Regions from separate parts of the Homo sapiens genome. Here region 2 is linked to region 1. The links are chromatin loops, found by intact Hi-C in ENCODE. Cell type or tissue: GM12878. All regions are shown on one strand. Region 1 overlaps COMMD1 (copper metabolism domain containing 1). Region 2 overlaps COMMD1 (copper metabolism domain containing 1).

What was found. Hi-C counts contacts between places; a loop is a spot of excess contacts. Peaks named below come from ENCODE experiments on the same cell type or tissue, not always from the same donor. Only the 100,000 strongest peaks of a DNase experiment are listed, where the experiment ranks them.
Region 2: a loop joins it to region 1, with 4 times the contacts of the local background. A loop is called at or near these places in 2 of 110 quality-filtered maps.

The regions. Positions count from the first base shown.
Region 1 is chr2:62,035,818-62,043,817 of GRCh38, reverse strand. The region is part of intron 2 of COMMD1 (copper metabolism domain containing 1); the gene reads right to left. Among named protein-coding and RNA genes, the nearest start is that of COMMD1, 130 kb to the right of the region's middle. In GM12878, no CTCF peak of the experiment used is centred here; a DNase peak (open chromatin) is centred at 4,327; H3K4me3 peaks cover 597 bases; H3K27ac peaks cover 2,551 bases.
Region 2 is chr2:62,096,764-62,104,763 of GRCh38, reverse strand. All of the region lies in intron 2 of COMMD1 (copper metabolism domain containing 1), which reads right to left. Among named protein-coding and RNA genes, the nearest start is that of B3GNT2, 95 kb to the left of the region's middle. RefSeq lists an enhancer at 5,014-5,303. In GM12878, no CTCF peak of the experiment used is centred here; a DNase peak (open chromatin) is centred at 4,833; H3K4me3 peaks cover 1,400 bases; H3K27ac peaks cover 2,382 bases.

The sequences.
Region 1 (8,000 bases):
ACAAATGGCTTAATGTTCTCATGGTTACCAAAAAGCAAATTACCACTGATCTTGTAAATTTATACAAGATCCTCTCTCAGAACAGCTAACTTTCTTCATATTCATCATTAATATTCTTCTTTCAATCTGTACTTAGTCAAGGTAGTTAGCAAGATTTTAGAGGAGAGTTATTAGTTTAGGGAACTAATATTCTGGAGAGAATCAGTTAGGCAAATCCTTACCCAGAATTAGTTGCCTCTCCTAACACCTGATCCTCAGTTTGTCCATTAATGCGACAAGTTTATGTATGGCACCACTAAGCCTAATACTGTCATAAGCACCTGTGATGCAAAAAGGAATAAGACCTGGCTGGGCTTGGTGGCTCATACCTGTAACAACAACAACAAAAATTTAAAGACTTTTCCTTCTTCCTTATGAGACTGAAAAATGACTCCCAACAAGGTTTAGTCCTAAAAAATAAAAATGTAAAGAACTGAAGGAAGGGCAGCTAACAAAGAAATATGAAATAGCAATGAACTCAAGTCTGATATTTTAAAGAGACACCCCTAGACTCCCTAGCCATTAGTTAAGTAGAAGTATCTTCAGTGAATAGTAACTGCTGTTCTTGTTTAATCTCCACCTGGCCAAGGTACAAGCTATTCCCTTTGCCTGAAGCTATATCCAGTGTCACTGGCTTAGCTGGTATTTCCAAAGTCTGACTCATGGACAAATCTCAAGATGATGATAGGACTTGGCATCTTTGAATAAAACAATGTGTATTTAGCGGGTGAAAGACTGTAGACTCAGAGTTCCTTAGTCCAAAGTTAGTGGATACTAGACAATCTTCTCAACTGTTTAAAACGTCACAGAAAAAATAGGTTTGAAGTATTGTTTGGCCTTAAAAATAAAAGACGTTATTTCAATTTCTTGTAAATACCTTCAGAGACAAAGGCTGTAACTGACCTACTATCTCATCTACATCAAAGGGTTGCTTTTACTAGTGGCACCATTACCTCAATGGCAGCATACAAAATGCACAAAAGAGGCCGGGTGTGTGGTGGCTTATGCTTGTAGTCCTAGTGAGAGTTGACAACTTGCTAGCAGCCCTCATTCGCTCTCGGCACCTCCTCAGCCTCGGCATCCGCTCTGGCTGCGCTCGAGGAGCCCTTCAGCCCGTCGCCGGGGCTGGCTGAGGCCAGAGCCGGCTCCCCCTGCTCGCGGGGAGGTGTGGAGGGAGAGGCACGGGCGGGAGCCGGGGCTGCGCTCGGCGCTCGCGGGTTCCGGGTGGGCACGGGCTCAGTGGGCCCTGCACTCGGCACGGCCCGCCAGCACCTGCTGGGCTTGATCGGGGCACAAGCTCCTTCTGGGTTGCCGGAGTGCCCAGGCTAGGTGCCACAAAGTCCCCCGGAGAGTGCCATTGAGAGGTAAAGCCGGCTGGGCTTCTGGGTTGGGTAGGGACTTGGAGAACTTTTCTGTCTAGCTAAAGAATTGTAAATGCACCAATCAGTACTCAGTGTCTAGCAAAAGGTTTGCAAACGCACCAATCAGCACTCTGTGTCTAGCTAAAGGTTTGTAAATGCACCAATCAGCACTCTGTGTCTAGCTAATCGGGTAGGGGACTTGGAGAACTTTTGTGTCTAGCTAAGGGATTGTAAGTGCACCAATCAGCGCTGTGTGTCTAGCTAAAGGTTTGCAAATGCACCAATCAGCGCTCTGTCAAACAGACCAATCAGCTCTCTGTAAAATGGACCAATCGGTGCTCTGTAAAATGGACCAATCAGCTCTCTGTAAAATGGGCCAATCAGTAGGATGTGGGTGGGGCCAGATAAGGGAATAAAAAGCAGGCCACCAGAGCCAGCAGCGGCAAGCCGCTGAGGTCCTCTTCCACAGTGTGGAAGCTTAGTTCTTTCACTCTTCACAATAAATCTTGCTGCTGCTCACTCTTTGGGTCTGCATCGCCTTTATGAGCTGCAACACTCACAGCAAAAGTCTGCAGCTTGACTCCTGAAGCCAGCGAGACCACGAACCCACCGGAAGGAAGAAACTCCGGACACATCTGAACATCTGAAGGAACGAACTCCAGACACACCATCTTTAAGAACTGTAACACTCACCCGTGAGGGTCCGCGGCTTCATTCTTGAAGTCAGCGAGACCAAGAACCCACCAATTCCGGACACACTAGCACTTTGGGAGGACAGGGAGGCAGATGGCTTGAGCTCAGGAGCTCAAGACCAGCTTGGGCAACATGGTGAAACCTCATCTCCACACAAAACACAGAAAGAATTGGCCAAGTTTGCCCAGCTACTTGGGAGGCTAAGGTAGGAGGATTGCTTGGGCCTGGAAGGTCAAGGCTGCAGTGAGCTATGATAGCACCACTGTACTCCAACGTGGTGACAGAGTGAGACCCTATCTCAAAATACTAACAAAATGCATAAAAACAGCTCAATGATTACTTTTCTATTAATAAAACTGGCAAAAGAAAACACACATCAACTTTACAAATGTAATTTATTGAGCGAAAAAAAAACCACAAGTAGTTTTCATTATTAACAAATCAAGAGATTCATGATTTTTAATCTAGAGAGTAGAAATGGATTAATTTAAAATAAACTAAAGCCACGAATTAAAGAAGTTCCAGTCTGAAACATATTATATGTTAGATGATGGCATCTACTGACTAAATGTAATATTGCATTCCTGTATAAGTCATGAATATCTAGAGGAAGAGCAAAGTTTCTGGTGGCATGGACTGATAAGATCCTCGTAATGTTCTGGGGGTAGAGTACAGCAGTGTGAAGAGGAAAACAGTGACCAATGGGCAAGAAAAAGGCCAGGCACAGTGGCTCATGTCTGTAATCCCAGCACTTTGGGAGGCAAGGTGGGCAGGCCACTTGAGGCCAGGAGTTTGAGACCAGCCTGGCCAACATGGCAAAACCCCATCTCTACTAAAAGTACAAAAACTAGCCAGGTGTGGTGGTGCACACCTATAATCCCAGCTACTCAAGAGGCTGAAGCACGAGAACTGCTTGAACCCAGGAGGCAGAAGTTGCAGTGAGTCGAGATCGCGCCACTGCACTCTAGCTTGGGTGACAGAGCAAGACTGTCTCCAAAAATAAAAGGGAGGGGGGAAGGGGGCAAAGAAAAATTCCTGTACTAAAGACTATGACACAACCAAAAAGTAAACTGACAGGTGTATACTAAAATCCTCAAGCAAGGCAAATTGATCTTGGTGATATATAATTCCAAGAACTCCAACCTTAATTTTCTTCCTGAAATATTTTGTCTTTTGGGTTTTCATTTTTAGGGATATTATGTCTAATTTCACCATGAAAAATACAAGTAGGTTTCACTTCACATAAATTGTTTTCAAGAGAAACTATACTCTGAAAAGTAAAAGATATATTTTATAAATGATTTTTCACTGAGAACATAGGGAAAGAAAATGAGTTTTACACCAGGGAGAATTGTACTCAACCCTCTGGCCCTGCTACTAACTTGTATGACCTTTGTCTTCATTTATTTACCTTAAAATACATTTTTTAAGAACTGGCATATAATAGGTACTTTTTCTATTTTTATTTTTTGAGACAGAGTCTCACTCTGTCACGTAGGCTGGAGTGCCAGTGATGCAATCATGGCCAACTACAGCCTCAACTCCCTAGGCTCAAGTAATCCTCCCACCTCAGCCTCCCAAGTAGCTGGGACTACAGGTACATGCCACCATGCCCAGCTAATTATTGTAATTTTTGTAGACAGGGTCTCTATGTTGACTAGGCTAATCTCAAATTCCTGGCCTCACGCAATCCCCCAAGTCTTGGCCTCCCAAAGTGCTGGGATTACAGGCATAAGCCACCGTGCCCAGCTAAGCGGTACTCTTAACAAATGGCTATTGGTATGATTATCAAAGGGATTGCTAGCTATATAAATTTTTCCCAGGAGGGCCTTTGGGCAATAAAACTACATGTTACTATGCCAGAAAATACTTGACCAGTTAGGTTTCATAGTTCCTATGGAATTCTTGGTTCTAAGGATATTTGTGTTTAGTAGAAAGAGCTTTAAATAAGAAAAAAGAACACTTCTTTTCAGGTATTTAATTTTCTTAACTTCCAAAAGATAGAAAATACTACCTGGCATATCTCACACTTAATACTCCACAAGCAGATATATATGTTCCTTCGTCAGACAGAATTGTGCTTTCCTATATTTCCATAACTACGTACCAGAAACTGGCCAGCAATACTTGAAATTGCAACTTGGGCTATCCAACCATGGTGGTATGATGCAAGAGCAGCTTACTCCCCCTGATATTTAAGAGGCATATGCTGTGCAAGAGCTAGAAAATCAGCCAGCACCACCTAACCACAATGTGCTATTCTCACTTCCTCTCTGAGTCAAGTTTGCTAATCAACTCCTCAAAGAAAGGCCATAGTGATATTCCATCAGGTAAAAGGGAAGAGCACAGGCTTGTTCTCTTTAAGGCTGGGACAACTGCCAGGACTTTTCTGAATAAGACCTACTCTTTATGTGTATCCTTGCAATCATAAGATGTAGAATGTAAATGAATATACAAGCTAGGAATGGTTTCCTTAAAAAATGTGAAGTGCATATTCTCTGCTTGAAGGAAAGAAGACAGGAAATAGCATCCAACCCAACTACAGAGTAACTTAACAGCAGTCAGATTCAGAAAATGTGCTAACCCAATTTTCAGGCACAATTTTCTGGCCCTTCAAAGGCTGGAAATAAATGCAAGCATTCTGAGCTTGATTTCTCTTGGGAATGGCAGAGAAAGTTAAAGTTTTCTCCAAATTAAGCTTCATTTATCTACTTACGTTCTTAGAAACTGTAAAAGAAAATCAATATAAGTTTTTCAAAATACATACACACAACTATATATGCTGTGTATATGAGTATACATAAACTGTCTTTCATTAGAAATGAAATTTTAAGGAAGGTGGCCAACAAATCTAACATTAAAAAAATAAGGAAACAGGCTAGGAGTGATGCCTCACACCTGTAATCTTAGCACTTTGGGAAGCCAAGGCAGGCAAATCACTTGAGGTCAGGAGTTCAAGATCAGCCTGGGCAACATGGTGAAACCCCGGCTCTACTAACAATACAAAAATTAGCCAGGCGTGGTGATGTATGCCTGTAAGTCCAGCTACTTGGGAAGCTGAGGCATGAGAATTTGCTTGAATCCAGGAGGCTGAGGTTGCAATAAGCCAAGATCGTGCCACTGTACTCCAGCCTGGGCAACAGAGCAAGACTCCGTCTCAAAAATAAATAAATAAATAAATAAATGATAAAAAATAAAATATCAAAAAATAAAACATTTAAAAAAGAAACAATCATGCCTAGATAACAGAAAATTGGAAAAAAGAAAGCCATACGTTATTGTGATAAATTCTACAACAAAATTCAAAGCCATTTTCAATTTCTCAGTTATTGGAGTATTGCTGCTATTATTAACAATATCTTCATTACTTAATACATTTTGATTCATCGTTTTTTGGTTATTTTTGTTGTTGTTGTTGTTTGTTGCTGTTGCTGTTTGAGACAGAGTCTCACTCCGTCACCCAGGCTGGAGTGCAATGGCGCCATCTCGGCTGACTGCAACCTCCGCCTCCTGGATTCAAGCAATTCTCCTGCCTTAGCCTCCCAAGTAGCTGGGATTACAGGTGCATGCCACCACGCCCGACTAGTTTTGTATTTTTAGTAGAGATGGGGTTTCACCATGTTGGCCAGGCTGGTCTTGAACTCCTAACCTCAGGTGATCCTCCCATCTCGGCCTCTCAAAGTGCTGGGATTACAGGAGTGAGCCACCATGCCCAGACTGATTCACCAGTTTTTAAGACCACTATCCAAGGACAACTCTGTGAGGCAGACCGAATTAGTTCTGTTTTATATGTGAAAAACTGAGAAAAATATGTTAAGTGACTTATCTAACAGTACAAAACTAGTTAATGTGACAGCCAAAACTGGAACATAAGTCTTCTAACTCCTAGATCTTTCTACTAATCCAGTGGTTTCAAATTTTATTTTACCCCCAGAATCTTCTTTCAAACTAATTTTTTGTAGAATCCCACTAATTTAACAGATAAAACTGGAGCTCCTCCAACTAAAATGGCTATTAGGGCCAGAGCCATGTATATTTCAGTTGGCTTCTCCCTCCCCCATGATGGGCTTTGAGACTTCTGGGTAACATCATAACTCCAAGGAGCAAAATGTAAACCATTAAAAGTTATCTCCCTAATTGCCCAAGGAAATCCATAAAGTTCTAATCCAAATATGAATAAGACTAATAACCAGTAAAATGATACCTCTCGCAGCTACCATATCTAAGACTTTCATAATCATAAATATATATTAATGGAAATAAAAGTTATATCCCATACATACCATTCCAAAGATCATGGCCACATAGAGTTTACTAATTACAAAACTGCTCCTATGCACTGTGTGACAGAATGGGAAGGAGCTGGGCAGGGTGTATCCCATTTATTTGGCAATATTACCATCTCGTTTATAATTCTACCTAAGCTATTTGTTTCCCAAGTTAAATATAGATACCTTCCTTCAAATAAAATCTTATGCAGAGAGCATCTTATGAGCTATTCTATTGTAGTTAAATGAGGCAGGGGGCAGGCAAAGCCAGACAAGCCTCTCCAAAGCAGCCCAGGCCTCTTGGAACATTACGACAGAGGCATGACTAGCAAAAATAAAGGATTATTTCCAAGTTTCCAAGTGGTTCTTGAAATGCAAATGGTAAAGAGCATACACTGTTGATGGACTGACATCTGAAAAAGGAGAGGTGATAATACCTGATTTATAGGCATAAGTAAATATACTTGAATGCAAGGTACAACAAAAACTCATTGTCCCCAATCACCCCAATAAACCACTATATATCACTCATCTACAAATGGCTCGTAAAACAACAAGAAGAAAGTATTATTTTAAAAAGTCCTACCACAAGAGTATGAGCAGTAATCAAAAAGCAGGTTAAGTTTACTAATCCTAGGGGCCAAACAGAAAGTAAATTTTAGTTTATCTTTGAAAATAAATCTTAAATTCAGAATAAAACCAAGGTGGAAGTGATGGATGGTCTATGTATACAACCACCAATGACAGGCTATGTCTACAAAGCATCACGAACATTAGAACTGATGTCAAAGTTTAAATCATATAAGGTCAGGAAACAACAACAACAAACAAAACAAAACAAAGCCCCTTACATCAGCTCCAGAGGAGCCACTATCAGCTGCACTTCTTTCTAACTTCCAAAGACATACCATCCAATACATTAGCTGTTATACCTAATACCATATCCTGCAGTTGTAATACACAATAATTTAAAGACTACGAAGACTATGTGGTCTTCAAAAAGAACAGCAAACTGGAATGTAAGTTTGTTTTCTCCTTGCCTATGTTACAAATTACTCATGTGAGCTAAAAAGCAAGTAATTTTTTTCTCAAGCCTTTTCATTTGTTAAAAAGGATTTTAACAGCTGCCCTACTTATTTCACAGTATCATTGTAAGGATATGATAAAACAATGTCCATAAAACACTATTTAAAGTATTATTATGTAACTTGTCAGTGTGAAAGATACTCATTTTACCAACCAATCATAGCAAATAGAAGGTTTATCTTTGTTTACTAAACTTGAAAAGATTCCATATTAATTTAGCATTGTTGTCTCAAGAAGAAAAAAATCCCTACACCTTTTTTCTAAGAAACCATCCTAACTTTGTGTGTGTGTGTGTGTGTGTGTGTGTGTGTGTGTGAGAGACAGGGTCTCACTCTATCACCCAGGCTGGAGTACAATGGAGTAATCTTGACTCAATGCAGCCTCCGCCTCCCAGGATCCAGACATCCTCCCACCTCAGCCTCCTGGGTAGCTGGGACTACAGGCACATGCCACAACACACGGCTAATTTTTTGTATTTTTTTTTAGAGACAGGGTTTTAGCATGTTGCCCAGGCTGGTCTTGAACCCCTGAGGCTCAGGTGGTCTGCCCACCT
Region 2 (8,000 bases), 61 kb before region 1:
CTAGCATTGTGCCTGGCACATAACAGGCACTTCTAAATGATGACTTACTGGCTGGTGGGAAGAACATAAGAATGGAACAAAGTAAGGGATGTGTTTGTTGTTGTTATTGTTTTTTTTTTTTTTTTTTTTTGAGACGGAGTCTCACTCTGTTGCCCAGGCTGGAGTACAGTGGCGCGATCTCGACTCACTGCTGCCTCTGCCTCCTGGCTTCAAGTGATTCTCCTGCCTCAGCTTCCCGAGTAGCTGGGATTACAGGTGCCCATCACCACGCCCAGCTAATTTTTGCATTTTTATTAGAGATGGGGTTTTACCATGTTGGTCAGGCTGGTCTTGAACTCCTGACCTCAGGTGATCTGCCCACCTCCGCCTCCCAAAGTGCTGGGATTACAGGCGTGAGCCACTGCGCCTGGCCTGTTGTTTTCTTCTAAACTTTTTGTAGAGATGGGGTCTCACTATGTTGCCCAGGCTCACTGTGAGCTCCTGGCCTCAAGTGATCCTCTGCCTTGGTCTCCCAAAGTGTTGGGATTATAAGCGTAAGCCACTGTGCCCAGCCTAAGGGATGCAGTGAATATTGCTAACCCATATTACTATCCTATAACAAGCTTCATCAAAAAGAATTCTAATGGGCTGGGCAGTGGCTCATGCCTGTAATCTTAGCACTTTGGGAGGCTGAAGCGAGTGGATCCCTCGAGCTTAGGAGTACAAGACCAGCCTGGGCAACAAAGTGAGACCCTGACTATACAAAAAATACAAATATTAGCCGAGTGTGGTGGCATGTGTGTGCAGTCCCAGCTACTTGGGAGGCTGAGGTGGGAGAATCACTTAAACCTGGGAGGCAGAGGTCGCAGTAAGCCGAGATCATGCCACTGCACTCCAGCGTGGGTGAGAGAGCCAGACCCTGTCTTGGAAAAAAAAAAATACTGACGGCACACATTACAGTTCTAATTATTGAGAATAATTTACTATAGATGATATAAGGTTCCATTTCTGTTTACATTGCTGATTTCAGGAAACATGTATAAAGAAGCAACTTTTTCCTGTGCTTTTATGATCTGTGAAGCAAAATTATTCTAGTCATTTTTTAGGGGTAGTATAAAGATGAACTGAGCAATTTTTGAAAATGCTCAATTGGTCTGCCCAGTGAATTATAAAATTTAACTAAAAGTTGAAAGCAAAGATGACTACATGCTAAGTTATAAAATTGTGCCTGTGTTCTATATACGGTCTACACCTAAAATAAACTCATGATAGTGTGGAAGAGATGTACATACTGTAGGGGCCACATACTGTAGGGGCCAAGGGCCCTCTGAAAGTTCACTGAAAAAAATCACTGACATGGGGCAGATTAATAGAAGAAAAGGCAGACAAATCTATTTAACCTGTATTCACAGAAGCCTTTACAATGGAGAACCAAAGATACAGGGGAAATTTTCCATTTTTGTGTGTAGGTTCAACAAACTATGGAAGAGGTATAGAAATACGATTGGAGGCCGGGCGCAGTGGCTCATGCCTGTAATCCCAGCACTTTGGGAGGCCGGCAGGCGGATCACGAGGTCAGGAGATCGAGATCGTTCTGGCTAACATGGTGAAACTCCGTCTCTACTAAAAATACAAAAAATTAGCCAGGCGTGGTTGCAGGCACCTGTAGTCCCAGCTTCTCTGGAGGCTGAGGCAGGAGAATGGCCTGAACCCAGGAGGCGCAGCTTGCAGTGAGCGGAGATCGCGCCACTGCACTCCAGCCTGGGCAACAGAGCGAGCCTCCGTCTCAAAAAAAAAAAAAAAAGAAAGAAAAAGAAATATGATTGGATAAAAAGGGTCTAACACCAAAGAATCTAAAGCTAATAGACTAAGTGGAGAAACCCAGCAAGGCCTGTCTGTCTAAACTCTTCTTGGCCTCTCTGAGCATGCATTCCTTCCTTCTGGGTGTGGGACAGGACCCTCTGTGGAACCAGGGTGTTATGGCCTACAGTCAAATAAGGGAGGTCAGATAATTTCTTTATGGCCAGTTTTTACACACAAAGGCAGAGGGAATGTTAGAGTAATACTCTTAGGTTTTATGCCTGGCTTTGGGGACAAGGAGTTCTGGTTTCTATGACCTGCCTTGGGGAAGAGGGATTCTAGTTGCTATGGTTAGCCTTAGGGGAGAATGAGACTGAGAGACAGGAGAGCAGGGGGCAGAAGGTCAGAAAAACTTCTGCTTTTGAAGCTTTCATTTTGGGGTATTGTTTTCTGAGACCCAGCAATACACAATGAACTACAATTTGAAGTAAAAGGTCAAAGATATAATAGAAAAGGTTTAATTCAGACAGTCCAAGTGACACAGAAAAAAGAGAAAATGTTTAGTTCAGGTATTTGAGTGCGTATTAAGTCTGACAGGAGGAATTAAGAGTTTCATGAAGGAAATGGCATCTGTACTAGGATTTTCATAAGAAATATAGGAATATTTTGAAGCAGAGGGAATATCAAAAGTACAAAAATAGTACAGAGGGTGTTTATATAAATTTAAGTCTAGTCTCATGGAAGAGGAGTCCAGGTGATTTATAGTCAACGTGAGATGTCATAAGGCATTAGGACTTCATACTTCAGGTGATGGGAAGCTGTGATACAATAGGAAATATGTATGGTCTTTGTTTATGGTTTCTCACACACAGCTCCTAAAATCCTTGGAATCTCATGATAAGAGTGTCTTTTGTACGCTAATGAGATGAGTGGTGGCTGGGGGCCCCTAGATAGCTTCAAGATGGGGCTGGTAGTCAGAAAGACCAAAGCATGATTTGAGTGTTAGAAATTTCAGTACTATAGGCTGACCTTCAGGGAGAGGAGAGGAGATGGAGATTAAGTTAATCACCAATGGCCAATGATTTAATCAATGGTGCCTACATGAGACAGACACCATAAAAACCCCAAACAACAGTGTTTAGAGAGCTACCAAGGTGACGAGCACACTGAGGTGCTGAAAGGGTGGTGTACCTGGAGAGGGCATGGAAGCTTTTGGAGTTCCTCCTCCATACCTTGGTAAGTAAAGAACTTTACTTCATGAGCCATTCTAGCATATTATTGAACTGGGGGGTAGGGATCATGAGACTACCCAATTTGTAGCTAGATATAAGTGTGGGTAACCTGGGGACCATATATATATATATAGAGAGAGAGAGAGACAGGGTCTTGTTCTGTCACCCAGGGTGGAGTGCAGTGGTGCAATCAGGGATCACTGCAGCCTAGACATTCTGAGCTCAAGTGATTCTCCTGTCTCAGCCTCCTGAATAGCTAGAACTACAGGTGTCTGCCACTATGCCCAGCTAATTTTTTAAATTTTTTGTAGAGATGGGGTCTTGCTATGTTGCCCAGGCTGGTCTTGACTTTTGGGCTGAAGTGATCCTCCCATCTCGGCCTTCCAAAGTGCTAGGATTACAGGTGTGAGCCACCATGCCTGGCAGGGACTCAATACTTTTGACTGGCATCCAAAATGGGGTTAAGACCTGTGGGGTCTCCACTAACTCTGGGTAGTATCAGAATTTAATTGTAGAACATCCAGTTGGTATTCAGAGAATCAGAGAATTGGTTGGCATGCAGGGGAGAAAAAACCTATACTTTTGGTGTCAGAGGTGTTGTGAATAAAAGCCCAGAAAAGCCATTGAGGACTAAGCTCTCATTTTTTTTTTTTTTAAATCTTGCCCAAATTCCTATCTAAGAGATCTGGGGAGTCATGTCCTACAAACCATAAATTCTCATCAGATGGGTTTTATTTAACCCTATATGTCATGACTTACTTTCCAATCAGACTCTGGCATAACATTATAAGACAGGCAAAAAAATCAAAATATTTAATCCCAAAACATGTTTCTCTGCCATATCTTGAAAATGTCCCTGCAAAGCCATCCTTTGTAGGGTGAAAACCTGCATCTGTAAAGAATCTCTATTAACATAGCTAGATCTTTTTCTTCCAGGTCCTCCCAATCCTGAAGAGATTAGCTAAAGTCTAGTACCTTTTAAAGATCCGAATAGGAAATATTTTTCATCTATTGTCTCTGAGGGCAGCTACTATAAGACTTCAAAAGAACCTTGGTCTCCACAATCTTTTACCTTAACCTGGACATTTCCTTTCTGTGGATCCTAGGTCCTTAGATAAACTCAACCAATTGTCACCAGAAAATGTTTAAATTTACCTATAGCCTGGAAGTACCTCCCTGCCCCTACTGTCCCCTTCCCCGCCTCCTGCCTTTGAGTTGTCCTGCCTTTCTGAACCAAACCAATGTATTTCTTAAATGTATTTGATCGAAGTCTCATACCTCCCTAAAATGTATAAAACCAAGCTGTGCCCTGATCACCTTGGGCACATGTTCTCAGGACCTCCCGAGGGCTGTGCCACGGGCCACGGTCACTCATATTTGGCTCAGAATAAATCTCTTCAAATATTTTACAGTGTTTGACTCTTCAACAATAATCTGGTGCCCAAACACGTGGGGCCACAGAGAAGACTCAGGACCCTGAAGGAGTTGCCTAAAACCCTAGCTAAGGTACTAGCAGGGGCCCAGTGAAACCTCACCAAGTTCTAGCTTCTCCTCTGGTGAAACTGGTAAGTCCTCCTGAGTCCTGGACCTCCCATTTTGGTTGATGGTCCTTGATTTATTCTGAGCTGTTTTTTTTTTCTCTCTCTCTCTTTTCTCCTAGGAAGTTGGTTAAAATCTTAATTTTGGTTTCAGAGGTGTATTCAAAACAGTCATTCTCCATTGCCTTTTCTCTCAAAATTAATCTCAATTGGCTTGTCTGTGTGCACTTTGCGTGAGGAACTGAACTATTATTTTTCATAAGCAAATGAGAGAGTGAGTTCCTCAGCTTTGAAGAGAAAGGGCATTTTGCTCCTCCCAGCTGGAAGGCGCCCCTGGGTGACCAGGGGCCTCGTGGGAGTGTCTGGGAGGTTGACTCTCCGCAACATGCAGCGGCCCTACAGGAAACTCCCCAACAAATATTAAGAAGGCTTGTCCAGGAAACGCATATAAGGGCTGGTCGCCTGGTGTTTTGAGCCCTCTCAGAGGTGACAGACCTCTGAAGAGAGAAACTGAGACACGTAAGAGGGTAGAAACGACTCAGTGTTGAAACACTGTAAAGTGCTGCCCACAAGCAGCACATATTGATCCACCACACAAAAGCCTTAGGCCACAGGTCAATTGCTCTTAAAAAAAAAAAAAAGAGAGAGATAGCAAATAAACCCTCCAAAAGAGAGGAAAGGCAAGGAGAGCGGTCCCCAGTGGGCACCACAGCTGGGTTTATGTTTAATAATTATGGTGCCTTGACTTGCGAGTATTTATGTAAATAGGAAGATCTTACTAAAGATGACCTAGGTCTAAGGTTTCCAAAATGGGGAACTTTTGATGTCCCTAAATTGGTTTTCTTGTGTGCTAGATTAGAAAACTGAGGCTCCCGAATCAAAGAAAATGAATGGGAATCGTACTTAGGTGGCATCTAGAATCATCAAAAAGAGGAAACGATAAGCTTGCCTCTCTTTAGGAAGTTAAAAAAAATTTTGAAACTGTCTCGCCACTTCTAAAATCAGGAAGGCTCCAGAAACTGTCTCCCCTTCTGCTCCTCCTGACCCTCTGCTCTCTCTGAACTTCCTTGTCCAGACAATTTCATTTTTCCTTCTCCCTCCCCTACTCCCTTGCCTCAAGCCACAGGGGGACCAGAAATAGCTGGATAAAATAATAGAGTAGTTGCTCCTTTTAGGGTAAAACCTACAGGCAGAGGGGATCCTAACATAATGTATAGCCCCTGGACCAAATCAGAGTTAAAGGCCCTGGTACCTGGATTCCCCAGTCCGACTGAAGATCCCTTTAAGTTTGCTAAGGAATTCCAATTAACACTTAAGACTTATGATCCAGGGTTCTCTGACATGTGTCAGCTGATTGAGTTACTGGTCCCCAGAACAAAGCTGAAGAATGATTTAGAGTAGCAGATTGGAAACAGCCTTTAGAAGATTTTGACAAAATAGATGCAGCTGGAAGACAGAAATGGAGAGCTCTGCAATCGCCTCTGTGAAACTGTACCACAGATATTCTCCACGGTTACAGATTGGGCAAAGGTGAAACAATGTAAAATACGCCCAAACAAAATTGTGCCTGACTTTTATATCAGGTTTGAAAAGACATTCAAACAGTTTTCAGGAATACCCTTGGGGAAAGTAAGTGACATCTTACTAAATTCTGGGTTTATGCAAGGTTTAGATAAGGAGTTAGCAACCCTAATAAAGAGGAATAATGTGGCTTGGGCTTCCTTGCCCACCAGTCACTTAGTCAACCCTAGCTGACATCAACCCTAGCTGACCTAGCTGTCACAATCATTAAGAAAGAAAAGGAGGCCAGGCACGGTGGCTCACACCTGTAATCCCAGCATTTTGGGAGGCCAATATGGTGAAACCCTGTCTCTACTAAAAATAAAAAATTAGCTGGGTGTGGTGGCGCATGCCTGTAATCCCAGCTACTCGGGAGGCTGAGGCAGGAGAATCTTGCTTGAACCCAGAAGGCAGAAGTTGCAGTGAGCCAAGATCGCGCCATTGCACTCCAGCCTAGGCAAGAGACTCTGTCTCAAAAAAAAAAAAAAAAAAGAAAGAAAGGAAAGGAAACAGTCTCTAAAATTATGAGTTTACAACTAAAACAACTTAGAAACCAAGTTGGGAGTTTGCAAGGGTCCCATGGTCCCCAGAGATCTAAGCGACCCCAAGAGGAAGCAATTTGCCACTATTGCAAAAAGAAAGAATATTTTAAAAAAAGAATGCAAAAAACTTAAACGGGTGCTTGCACAAAGGGGGCAAAGGGCCCCAGAGGAAGGCACCAGAACAACTCAAAAACCAGAATAGGGATGCTCTGAGGGAACAGAGAGGGTTTCCCCCCTACTTCTAACTAATGCTTTAGGAGAAGTAGAAATAGCCATAAATGGGGAAAATACCAGAGCCTTTGTCGACACCAGCGCTATACTGTCGGTCCTCATCCCTACCTAGATTAAAAACCCTCTCCCTTGGAGTAAAGAAAAAGTCCAAATGGTAGGGGTTTCAAACTCTCTTATTATAGCCTTTAAATCAAATCCCTTTCAATTTTAATTAGGAGGACTAGTGAGGCATCACCTTTTTCTTATAGTAGATAGTACCCCCATACACCTACTACAACAGGATTTCCTAGAGACCCATAATGCTCACATCTCATTTTCACAGAAGGGAGAAATGATTCTCAACTTGGGAGATGCAGACTTACAAAAGCCCACATGTACATTATGCTTGTGAAAGTTAATCAAGATTCTGGACAGGAAGAATTAGAGCCTTTCTTACCTAAGGTACCAGACTCCCTATGGGCAAACTCTTCCACAGATACTGGTAGAATTCAGTCAGCAGTCCCTATAGAGCCAACCCTAAGTAAATCCAAACCCCTGCCAAACGTAAGGCAATAGCCCCGAAGACCTGAAGCCTTACTAGGAATCAAATCAGTCATTCAGGACGATTTAGACAAAGGACTTATAATACCCTGCACCAGCCCTTGGAATACACCAATTATCCCAGTTAAAAAGCCAAATGGGACAAGCTGGAGACTTGTTCAAGACCTAAGAGCTATAAATAAAATAATAATTCCTAGACACCCTGTTGTTCCTAACCCCCACACCTTACTGTCCAATATTCCTATCACTGCCAGCCACTTCTCTGTTACTGATTTATGTAGTGCATTCTTCAGTATACCTGTGGAGCAAAATAGCCAGTATCTTTTTGCTTTCACTTGGGCAAATCACCAATACATGTGGACAGTCTTACCCCAGGGCTACTCAGAAAGTCCTACTTATTTTTCTCAAATACTAAAGCCAGATTTAGATGACATTGAATTTCCAAATGAATCTACTCTAATTCAGTATGTGATTTATTGTTGTGCTTATCCTCCCTACCAAAATGCAGAGAAGACACTGTCCACCTATTACAATGGCTTCGTTTTAGGGGACACAAAGTGTCAAAAGATAAATTACAA